Regions from separate parts of the Homo sapiens genome. Here all the other regions are linked to region 3. Evidence: chromatin contacts called from ENCODE Hi-C or POLR2A ChIA-PET data. All regions are on one chromosome and are shown on one strand. The core of a region is the stretch at or near the end of the contact, and the rest is flanking DNA. Distances in the headings are between cores, read along the strand shown. Region 1 overlaps ZDHHC14 (zDHHC palmitoyltransferase 14). Region 2 overlaps ZDHHC14 (zDHHC palmitoyltransferase 14). Region 3 overlaps SNX9 (sorting nexin 9).

Region 1 (3,061 bases), core at 272-2,771, 390 kb before region 3:
CTATGAAATGTGTGTATCCCTAAGAAAAAGAAGAAAAATGCAACATAACATTACTGATTTTAAAATGCTTTTAATGCAGCTTCTTCTTTTTTTTTTTTTTTTTTGCCACGAGTCTCACCCTGTTTCCCAGGCTAGAGTTCAGTGGTGGTGTGATCCTAGCTCACTGCAGCCTTGAACTCCTTGGCTCAAGTGATTCTCCCACCGCCTCAGCCTCCCCAAGTGCTGGGATTACAAGCGTGAGCCATGGGACCTGGCCTTAATGCATCTTTAAACATGAACTGACACAATTTAAAGAGCAAATAGATATAAATGCTCTAATTTTTCTTTTAGCACATAAAAAGCATCTGAAAATTTTGATAGTTTCTGCCATGTTAATGGAGTTATTTAATAGAAGCCACAGGCCAAGCAGTTATTTTCTTTTGTTAATGCTGTATTTGATGCTGACATGGTGTTAAATATTCCTAAGCCCCAGCAGAAGCACAATATTGATTTCAGTTGGACCAGAAAGCATCCTTTTGTGAGTGCCTCTGACAGTCCTGTGAACAATGCTGTTGGTTACTCTGGGCTGAAAACAGGCCTCAGTTTCAGTGTCACCATTTTAACACTCTCATTTATCGCAAACTGACGGGCCCATCCATTCTAGCTGCACATCTGTGGCCTGATGTTTCCTGGGAGGCGCAGCCAGGCCACTTTGAAAGGCAGCAAAAAGCTTTTAGGAGTGAACTGAGCAGGGCAGTCACTGCAGTATCATTGCCTCCCGAAGTTCTTGAAGCATTTCCCAGTCTGCATGGGCAGGAGGACCCAGGGTTTGTGATGAGCACCTGCTGCAGAAAGACTCGGTCTTCCTGAAGATGTGAGGCAGCAGAAGTGCTCTAGAGATGCCTTCACAAGGGCAGAGTGATCAGTCACCATGCCTTAGAGGCAAAGCACTCAGGAACTGAGAAAAGACAAAAGCAGGGGAGGAAAGCGTTCTGGCCTGGAAGGGTGACGCTGGCATGGGGGTTCCTGTTGAGTGCCTTTCCTCATTGTCCTTCCTACCCTGAATGAAGCAGGTGAACCACATGGGAAATCTGTCCAGACTTTTGGCAGACAGTGAGTTTTCTCCAGGTCTTTCTTAAGTCTGGAGGCCCTGATGCCGCCGGCCTTTGTGCTTGCGTTTGTGTTGTTTTCTAGATCCTGGAGTTACAGTGAGCTGGGGGTCCTGTTGAGGGGCTGGTTAGAGCCTTGCAGCTTCCCACCTGGCACACCCCTCGCTCCTCCGGCAGGAACCGGGCCATTTCGGGGACATTGTAATTTTCTTCATGAGGAACAGAATGTGATCTTTCTTACAGTCAACTGGGGATACAAGCGGCTCTTGTTAGAAGGAAAACGACTGTAGAACACAGCATTTTCTCTCAGATAAAGCAGTTAGTTTTAGAAAGGAAATTAGAGAGAGAAAGTAACACGTTGGCCCATTGTGTGTCTGAGCGGCGCTCTGCCTGCAGCTATCTCCGTGTCAATGGCATCCTTTGATAGTCGCAGTGGACCGGGTCACACCCCTTTAATCTGACTTGTGGGGGAAAGAAGAGAATTATCCTTAGGCCTCAGAGAAAGAACAGAGGAAATGGGAGTTTTGCTTTTTCGGCGAGGATTTAGGTTTCATCGGAGTTCATTTATGTTTGCAGATTGCGCCCTCCGTTATGAAAACACATCCTTTCCTTCTACTCCCGGAGGAGGCCTGCTGCGGGAGGGAAGCTCTTCCTGACCTCTGCCTCCCCGAGGAGGCTGCCACGGCGCGTGGCCCTAGATTCTGACAGAGGTACTGGGCTTGGGTTTGAGCAAAAGCAAAGACAGTTCCAGTGATGTGTCCTGTTAGCCCTTCGATTTTAGCATTTTCGGTTGATTGGCCTGAAAACAGGTGCTGCTCAGGCAGCTCGTGATCCACTTGGCCCTCTCCTCGTTCATCCTGGGGCTGCCAAAGCAATGGGTAGAGAATCAAGGCCTGGCCTAGAGTCCAGGCTCTCCCTAGTCATAAGTGTGGGATGTTGCCTCCCCCATGGAGCCAGGGTTTTTGCAAAGTGGGAAGGACAGTAGCTACCTAAAACGGCACTCAGCGCTGTTAGGGACCTGACGTGACATTATTTATTCGAGAACACCCTTAAAACTGTCAAGAATTGAGTAAGACAAAGCACCACCATGTTTCTCCCTGGCAGTACGAGCTGCTTCAGAGAGCAGGTGTGGGCAGAGAGAGGAAGTGAGCCTTATCAGCCTGATCTTTCAGTCAGGTTTTTACATTTTTTTAAAAAGAAGTTTGGAAATTTACCAAGGGAGGAGGAGATTGAAGAAGAATTTTACAATTATTTGGAGAATTCAGTGAACCGTTCTGTTTCTGTCCACCTCTTTTTGAAATTACTGAGAAGTAACGTTTTCATTAGTAATCGCATTACATGTGCTGGTACAAAGACTGAGTTGTGGGCCGGGCGTGGTGGCTCATGCCTGTAATCCCAGCCCCTTCGGAAGGCCAAGGCGGGTGGATCACCTGATGTCAGGAGTTCGAGAGCAGCCTGGCCAACATGGTGAAACTCTGTCTCTACTAAAAATACAATAATAAATAAATAAATAAATAAATAAATATTAGCCAGGTGTGGTGCATGCGCCTATAGTTCCAGCTACTTGGGAGGCTGAGGCAGGAGAATCGCTTGAACTCGGGAGGTGGAGATTGCAGTGAGCCGAGATTGCACCATTGCACTCCAGCCTGGGTGACAAGAGTGAAACTCCATCTAAAAAAAAAAAAAAAAAAAGACCGAGTTGGGATGGGCACTTTTTTGGCGCCAGAGTGGGCCACAGACTGAGATTCTGTGGTTGAGGTGTTTATCAGGGCTTCCAGCGTGGGCTCTGGGAACTTCATTTGTTTGGCCACAGCAAATAGAAATGGAGCCCAGGAGTGGGAATGCTAGCTGGTATTGTAAAATCTGTTTTGTGATCATTTGGGAATGCCATTCCCTGGAACTGGAGTATGAAACTGGAAATTTGCTCTAAGAATTCTGGAGAACTATCCTATCATGTTTTAAAACGGACAATA
Region 2 (3,120 bases), core at 1-2,500, 290 kb before region 3:
GAATTGTGCCAAAAAAATTATCTCCCGACATTGCCAAATGTCCCCTTGGGCACAAAGTCACCCCCAGTAGAGAACCACTGCTGTAATGTGAACTGAATTTGTGAGGGCTGAAGGGACCGTCCGCCTAGGAGGGGATCAGGAGGGATTAATCACGGGAGGCCTCTGGAGGACAGAGATGCACGCTGGATTCACAAGACACGCAGGCCATGAATGGCCGGAGGAGGCGGTACTGGGATGCGGGGCGGCAGAGACCAGGAGAAGGGAGGTGTTATTTTACAAACTAGCGACTGAACAGGAAAATATGGGGACCCCAGCTAGATGTCTTCAGCTGCCAAGCGTGGCGTACTCGGAGTAATTAGTGGATTTGGTTCGTGTTGTGGTGGGTCATAGCTGCACAAGGCAGGCGTCAGCAGGCAGGAAAGCAGAGCCAGCAGAGAGGACAGGGGTGGGGGGTGGAGGGTGGGAAGGGGGGATGGCCAGCACCCCACAGCGCTCGCTGTCCCCGGGCCCCATGTGTGTGTGTTCCACATGCCCATCAGTCCTCTCGGCAGCCCTCTAAGCCAGAGGCTACTGTGATTCCCACTTTACAGCTGGAAAAACTGAGGCACGCAAAGGACGAGTAACTCCCAAAGCCTCTCAACTAGTAATCAGCAGAGCACAGCTCAAAGGCCTGCCTGGCCGCTGAGCTCATGCCCTCACTGTGCTGTTTGGTAGGGGTTAAGGCAGTGCCAGGGGATGGAGCTCCTGTCGCCAGCAGGCGGAACGGGTCTCGAATCCAGGCAGTCAAACAAGGTTTGAAAGGAATACAAATGCCTACCCTAATTGACAGCACAGTCAGGAGCACGTACAGAGTGAGACTGAACAAGAAAGCCAGAGATGGAGTCCAGGGAGACAGCTCAGAGCCGAGGCCCCGGGGCTGGAACAGGGGACACGAGGCTGGTGTTGAAGCAAAGGCTGGAGCAGAGTGACAGGTGGGGACAGAAAGGGGAAGAGATGGCTGCCACCAGCTGAAGGACAGGCCCGGGCGGGTTCCAGGCGAGCTGAAGAGTGCTGACTCTGGTGGAGAAGCCAGTGAGAGGTGGGGCTGATGAGGAGGAAGAGTTGCGGGCACTGAGGGGCTCGGGTTAGAGATGAGGCCAGGCCTGTATCAGGGAACTGGAGCGCAGAGGGATCCCTCCAAGAGACACTGAGGGAGGACTCAGTCCTCTTTCTCCACGAGGGAAAGGCCGAGAGCCTGGACCAGACCATGCCACTCCGGGCTGTGTCCTGGGGAGGCCGCTCAGCCCTCCAGCTGCAGTCACCTTCTCTGAACCAGGGGCAAAATAGCACCACCTGAACTGCCGGGCTGCTCGGAGAATGACATGAAATATTGCACCTGCGGGCCTAGCACAGCCTCTCGCACGCTGTAGCAGGAGAGGAGGATTTGCTAGTGGTGACTAGGTCAGGGCAGAGTGGGAAATTGCAGCCAAATTAAACAGAGGGGCAGGGCCAGCACCACGGGCGGGCAGAGGACCTGTGCCAGGCTGGTGGCTCTGGGAGGGTTCTGCCAGGCGTCAGGATTGGTAGGGGTGCCTGTTCTGATAGAAGGGAAAAGAAACTTGACTTTTGCCATGTTAGGATTTTAGTCTCCAATGGCTCATCCTATAATATATATGGATTTTATAGACATGGACAGAAAGTGCACAGTTGATTTTCACATTCGGCAGAGGTGAGTCGTTGGTTAGATGTGTCCAGCATGCGTTAGATGGAAGAATGAGATGAAAACAAAACGTTATTTTAGGGGCAAGACTTTGGTTGTCCTTATTTGCAAATTTAGCTCTAAGAATAACTTCAAGACAAGGAAGGGGTTTGTGGTCCACCTCTTGTCAGCTGGGTCCATTGCTATCTGCAGACTTCCTCGTTTCATTTCTGTAACCACTGAGAGGAGTGTGAGCAATAGATGGCTCTCAGCTCAGTGCTCCCAAGCAAATAGACTAGCAAAGGAATGGCGGCCACTCCCCTGTGGGAGGCCCATGCTGTGCAATCCGGGCAGAGTACTGGGGACTGCTCTCACTTCCGTCACCCTTATTGGGATAAATAGTGAATTTCCCCTGATTTCCAATGAATGATTTTGATTGGCCAAGCCAGCGCTGTCCAGTAGTCTATAATGTGAGCCACACATGCAAGCCACACATGGTAAATTTTCCAGCAGCCACTGTATAATAGTAAAAAGAAGCAGGTGAAGTTCACTTTAATAGTATGTTTTATTTAGCCCAGTTATTGGGAGTATGATCATTTGAAAAGTAATCAATATGTAAAGATATTTAAAGTATTGAGATATGTTACATTCTCTTTTTTTGTACTAAATCTTTGAGATCTAGCCACAATATGTGTGCCCAAGAGCCCCCTGCAGACAGTGGCCAGCACCTTGGACAGCATAGATCTAAACTCCTCAACCGACATGCTGCCATTCCCAGAAATGGCTGATAATTACTCTGAGCCAGGTGACATTCATGTCCCCCTGATCCCCTTTTGACAGATGCCTGGTATTCTGATGGTTCATTTCTGACCTGGCTAGTCTGCATTACACAGGGAAACTGTTCAAGAGCCATGGATCACCCAGAGCGCCCACAGGTAGGCCGTTCAGTGACAAGAGTAGCCAATCGAGAGGGCTGACACCCAGCTGTTACCAAGTCTAGAGGAAAACAAAACTAATGACTCTGGTGCAAACATGGAATCCAATTTTGTGGAGAGGAGGAATTTCTAATATAAGAAAAGCAATGGCCCATCAGTAAAGAAAGATTGGATTCAGGCAAAAGCAATGAAAGACTCAGAATTGTGTTTTTGGTTTTATGTCTTCTGTTTGGGATCCTCATTTCAGGCCCTTATGATTCTGTTTTTCCACTTGACAGTGCACAGGGTGGTTGTAAGGAGTCATTACTAAAACAAAAATGATTGGGATGGCATTTTGCAAAAATCACCAAGTGAACTTTGGTGGTAAAAAAAAAAAAGCAAACAAACAATAAAACAAAGTTCAAGTAATGTAGATCAGAGATTCCTCTTCCCTGCTGTAGGAACTTTCTAGGGGAGAAGCATCTGGAAGCAGGACTTGCAGGCACAGCTGCTCAGCCCCCAACCTCG
Region 3 (3,016 bases), core at 158-2,657:
AGAAGCAAGATGGAGTCAATTAAGTTAGATCTCCTTCATTGTCTCAGTCATAATTTTGCAAAGGCAATTTCAGGATTACAGGCTTCAGCCACCGCACCTGGCCCTTTCCCATTTGTCTTTTTTTTTTTTTTTTTTTTAAGACGGAGTTCCGCTCTTGTCGCCCAGGCTGGAGTGCAATGGTATGACCTCAGCTCACTGCAACCTCCACCTCCTGGGTAGAAGCGATTCTCCTGCCTCAGCTTTCCGAATAGCTGGGCTTACAGGCACCCGCTACCATGCCCAGCTAATTTTTTTTGTATTTTAGTAGAGACGGCGTTTCACCATGTTGGCCATGCTGTTCTCAAACTCCTGACCTCAGGTGGTCTGCCTGCCTTGGCCTCCCAAAGTGCTGGGATTACAGGTGCGAGCCACCGTGCCCGGCCCCATTTGTCTTAACTGTTGTCTCACTTACACTTATTTTGACAGTAAACTTTTTAGCCATCTACTTACATTTCTTGGAAACAATTACTCTTTTTTGAACTCATGTTTCATTAGCTATGTAATAATTCAGTTGCATAGCTATAGTAACTTACTGTAATCACAACTGGTTCATGGTAAGTATATGATTCAGATGGTGGGGTCAGAATTTCCTGTGTATACTAGAGAGTATCCTGCAAAATGCAGGAGTTCAACATGCCACATATTTTATACAAAGCATAGACGGCATTGGTGAATCTGGTAAATTGATTGTGTAGCATACAGGCTGTGTGATACTCTCCCATTAGTCATAGTTTTGAGATTTATGGCTGGTTCCTGTGGTTGCTTAGGTTGGAGTATGGTTCTTGTGAACTGAATATTGGACTTTGAAAAGAATTGATAGTAGATGCTGAATTTGGTATTGTTTTGTTCTTTACTCTTATAACTTGATTGACTCCCTTAATAAATCAGTATCCTAGTGCCATATCATAATTTACAAAATGATCAGAGGTGCTTTTGTAACACTTTCAGTGTTATTGATTTGCAAGAAGGATCAGCTGGAAGGCACAAAGGATCCTGGCAAAATTCTGGTGAGAGGCGCCCGTCCTGCTGTGCAGGTGTCTCTTACGGCCCTCCTGATGAGATTGTCTTCGGCTTCTCTGCCTTCGCATCTGATGCATCCCTCACTTGGTCACCTTTTCCCCTCTGTCAGCTGCTGTTAGGCAAAATCTCTTCCTTTGTCCAAGTATGATTCATTCTTCCATTTTTATGTAATAAACTTTAAGTTAGCTCTTCAAATTTTATTTTATTTTTCCAACTTAACTCTCTTTGGCAGTCTTATTTTACCATATCCTTAAGCCTACATTTGTGCTGCATTAAAAGCCAGCTGTAGTTCTGTGGTGAGGTTTATGTTAGCTCTGTGAATCTAGAAAAGAAATTGCCCTGAAGAGGAACTGCTGATAAAAATAAATCGTAGTTAAGAATACTGGCCTCAGGCCAAGTATGGCTTAAAGCAGAGACCCATATTCCTCATGTAACCTAGTTGTATATGTATTTATGTCGATGACCTTAAGGGGAAGTATCATTTTGAGTAGCTTAAAGATCAGTATGTTTCACTTTAGTAATGTTCTTTACATACTTTGATATAAAGTATTTAAATTCTTTAAAAAGGCCCAGAGACTTGCAGATCATCTAGGCTGACCCTGTCATTTTTCATGTGTGAAAGCTGAGAGCTGGGAAATAAGTATTCAGTGTCTTTCACCTTACACAATAATTCATGGTTATGATGGTGACCTTGAGTCATAAGAAAAGGTTCTTCTTGGCGGAGTGTGGTGGCTCACACCTGTAATCCCAGCACTTTGGGAGGCCAAGGCAGGCGGATCACTTGAGGCCAGGAGTTTGAGACCAGCCTAGCCAACGTGGCGAAACCTCATCTCAACTAAAAATACAAAAATTTGCTGGGCATGGTGACGTGTGCCTGCAGTCCCAGCTACTTGGGAGGCTGAGGGATGAGAATCACTTGAACCTGGGAAGTGGAGAAGTGAGCCCAGGTAGCACTACTACACACCAGCCTGGGCAACAGAGCAAGGCTCCATCTCAAAAAAAAGATTATTCTTAATTATACTTTCAGAGTAAGCTTTTTATGAAACTAGGAGAGTCTGCAGGTTTTTGTTTTTGAGACAGGGTCTGGCTCTGTCTCCCAAGCTAGAATGCAGTAGCATGATACCAGCTCACTGCAGCTTCCACCTCTTGGGCTCAGGTGATCCTCCTACCTCAGCCTCCAAGTTAGCTGAGACCACAGGTGTGCACCACACTGCTTGGCTAATTTTTGTATTTTTGGTAGAGATGGGGTTTTGCCATGTTGCCCAGACTGGTCTTGAACTCCTGAGCTCAAGCGATCTGCCCACCTCCACCTCCCAAAATGCTAGAATCACAGTTGTGAGCCACTGCGCCCAGCCTTGTAGTACTTATTTTAAAAAGACCAAGAAAAATGATGAGGCTAAAGTTTTCCTGATGGTGTAGATCTTTGGAAAAGCTGAATAACCCAAATGCTATATATTCTATAGGAGTTTTCTTTCTGAAAAATATATATTTTTAAATTTCATCCATTTCGATTGTTGAGTTTTTGGGACTAAAGTGGCAAGCAGGAATGTGGGGAGGCCTTGCTGGGAAGGAGCCAGGCTATGTATATCTGTGCTGATGGATTAATAATTTCCACGTGGGCCCAGGAAGGAGGGAGGAAGCTTCATCATAGGTTACACGTCGTCTATTCTGGTTTTAGTAGTGCTAAAATCCTGTAACATATTTTTCAGTATATTTTACTTGTCGGTTGTGTAAATACTCCTTTTCATCTCTGAATGCTAATTTATTTGCACAAAAACAGCAGCAGGGAAGCCCTGTTGAAAATAAGGTATTAATTTTTATAACTCTCTTGGTAAATGTACCTTTGCATTATTTGGCCTCTGGCATTGTTTTGACCTGGCTTTACACAGTCCTTTATCTGGGCCTCCTGCCACCTCCCCACCCCACATTCTCCCTAGCCCCTGTTCCTCACTGGCAA

Evidence for each region. A loop is a pair of places that touch in the nucleus more often than their neighbours do. ChIA-PET counts read pairs that join two places held with the same protein, here RNA polymerase II (POLR2A). Pooled maps may share reads with other maps.
Region 1: a pooled map shows a loop between it and region 3 (2.4-fold over the local background). The contact joins two enhancer-like sites. A Hi-C loop is called at or near these places in 2 of 37 single-sample maps with no recorded cell type and 4 of 50 pooled maps. POLR2A ChIA-PET finds 5 or more read pairs at or near these places in 3 of 52 experiments (HEK293, activated B cell and activated T-cell).
Region 2: a loop to region 3 is called in a pooled map, with 2.8 times the contacts of the local background. The contact joins two enhancer-like sites. A Hi-C loop is called at or near these places in 9 of 37 single-sample maps with no recorded cell type and 5 of 50 pooled maps.

What each region holds. Positions count from the first base shown.
Region 1 is chr6:157,454,413-157,457,473 of GRCh38, forward strand. All of the region lies in intron 1 of ZDHHC14 (zDHHC palmitoyltransferase 14), which reads left to right. Among named protein-coding and RNA genes, the nearest start is that of MIR3692, 73 kb to the right of the region's middle. RefSeq lists an enhancer at 689-1,580. Within about 2 kb of position 1,522, at least 2 of the 41 ENCODE cell types and tissues checked have a DNase peak (open chromatin) inside an H3K27ac peak, as active enhancers do.
Region 2 is chr6:157,555,806-157,558,925 of GRCh38, forward strand. All of the region lies in intron 2 of ZDHHC14 (zDHHC palmitoyltransferase 14), which reads left to right. Among named protein-coding and RNA genes, the nearest start is that of MIR3692, 28 kb to the left of the region's middle. RefSeq lists enhancers at 906-1,215, 914-1,699. Within about 2 kb of position 1,251, at least 5 of the 41 ENCODE cell types and tissues checked have a DNase peak (open chromatin) inside an H3K27ac peak, as active enhancers do.
Region 3 is chr6:157,844,989-157,848,004 of GRCh38, forward strand. All of the region lies in intron 1 of SNX9 (sorting nexin 9), which reads left to right. Among named protein-coding and RNA genes, the nearest start is that of SNX9, 23 kb to the left of the region's middle. RefSeq lists an enhancer at 1,268-1,357. Within about 2 kb of position 1,408, at least 2 of the 41 ENCODE cell types and tissues checked have a DNase peak (open chromatin) inside an H3K27ac peak, as active enhancers do.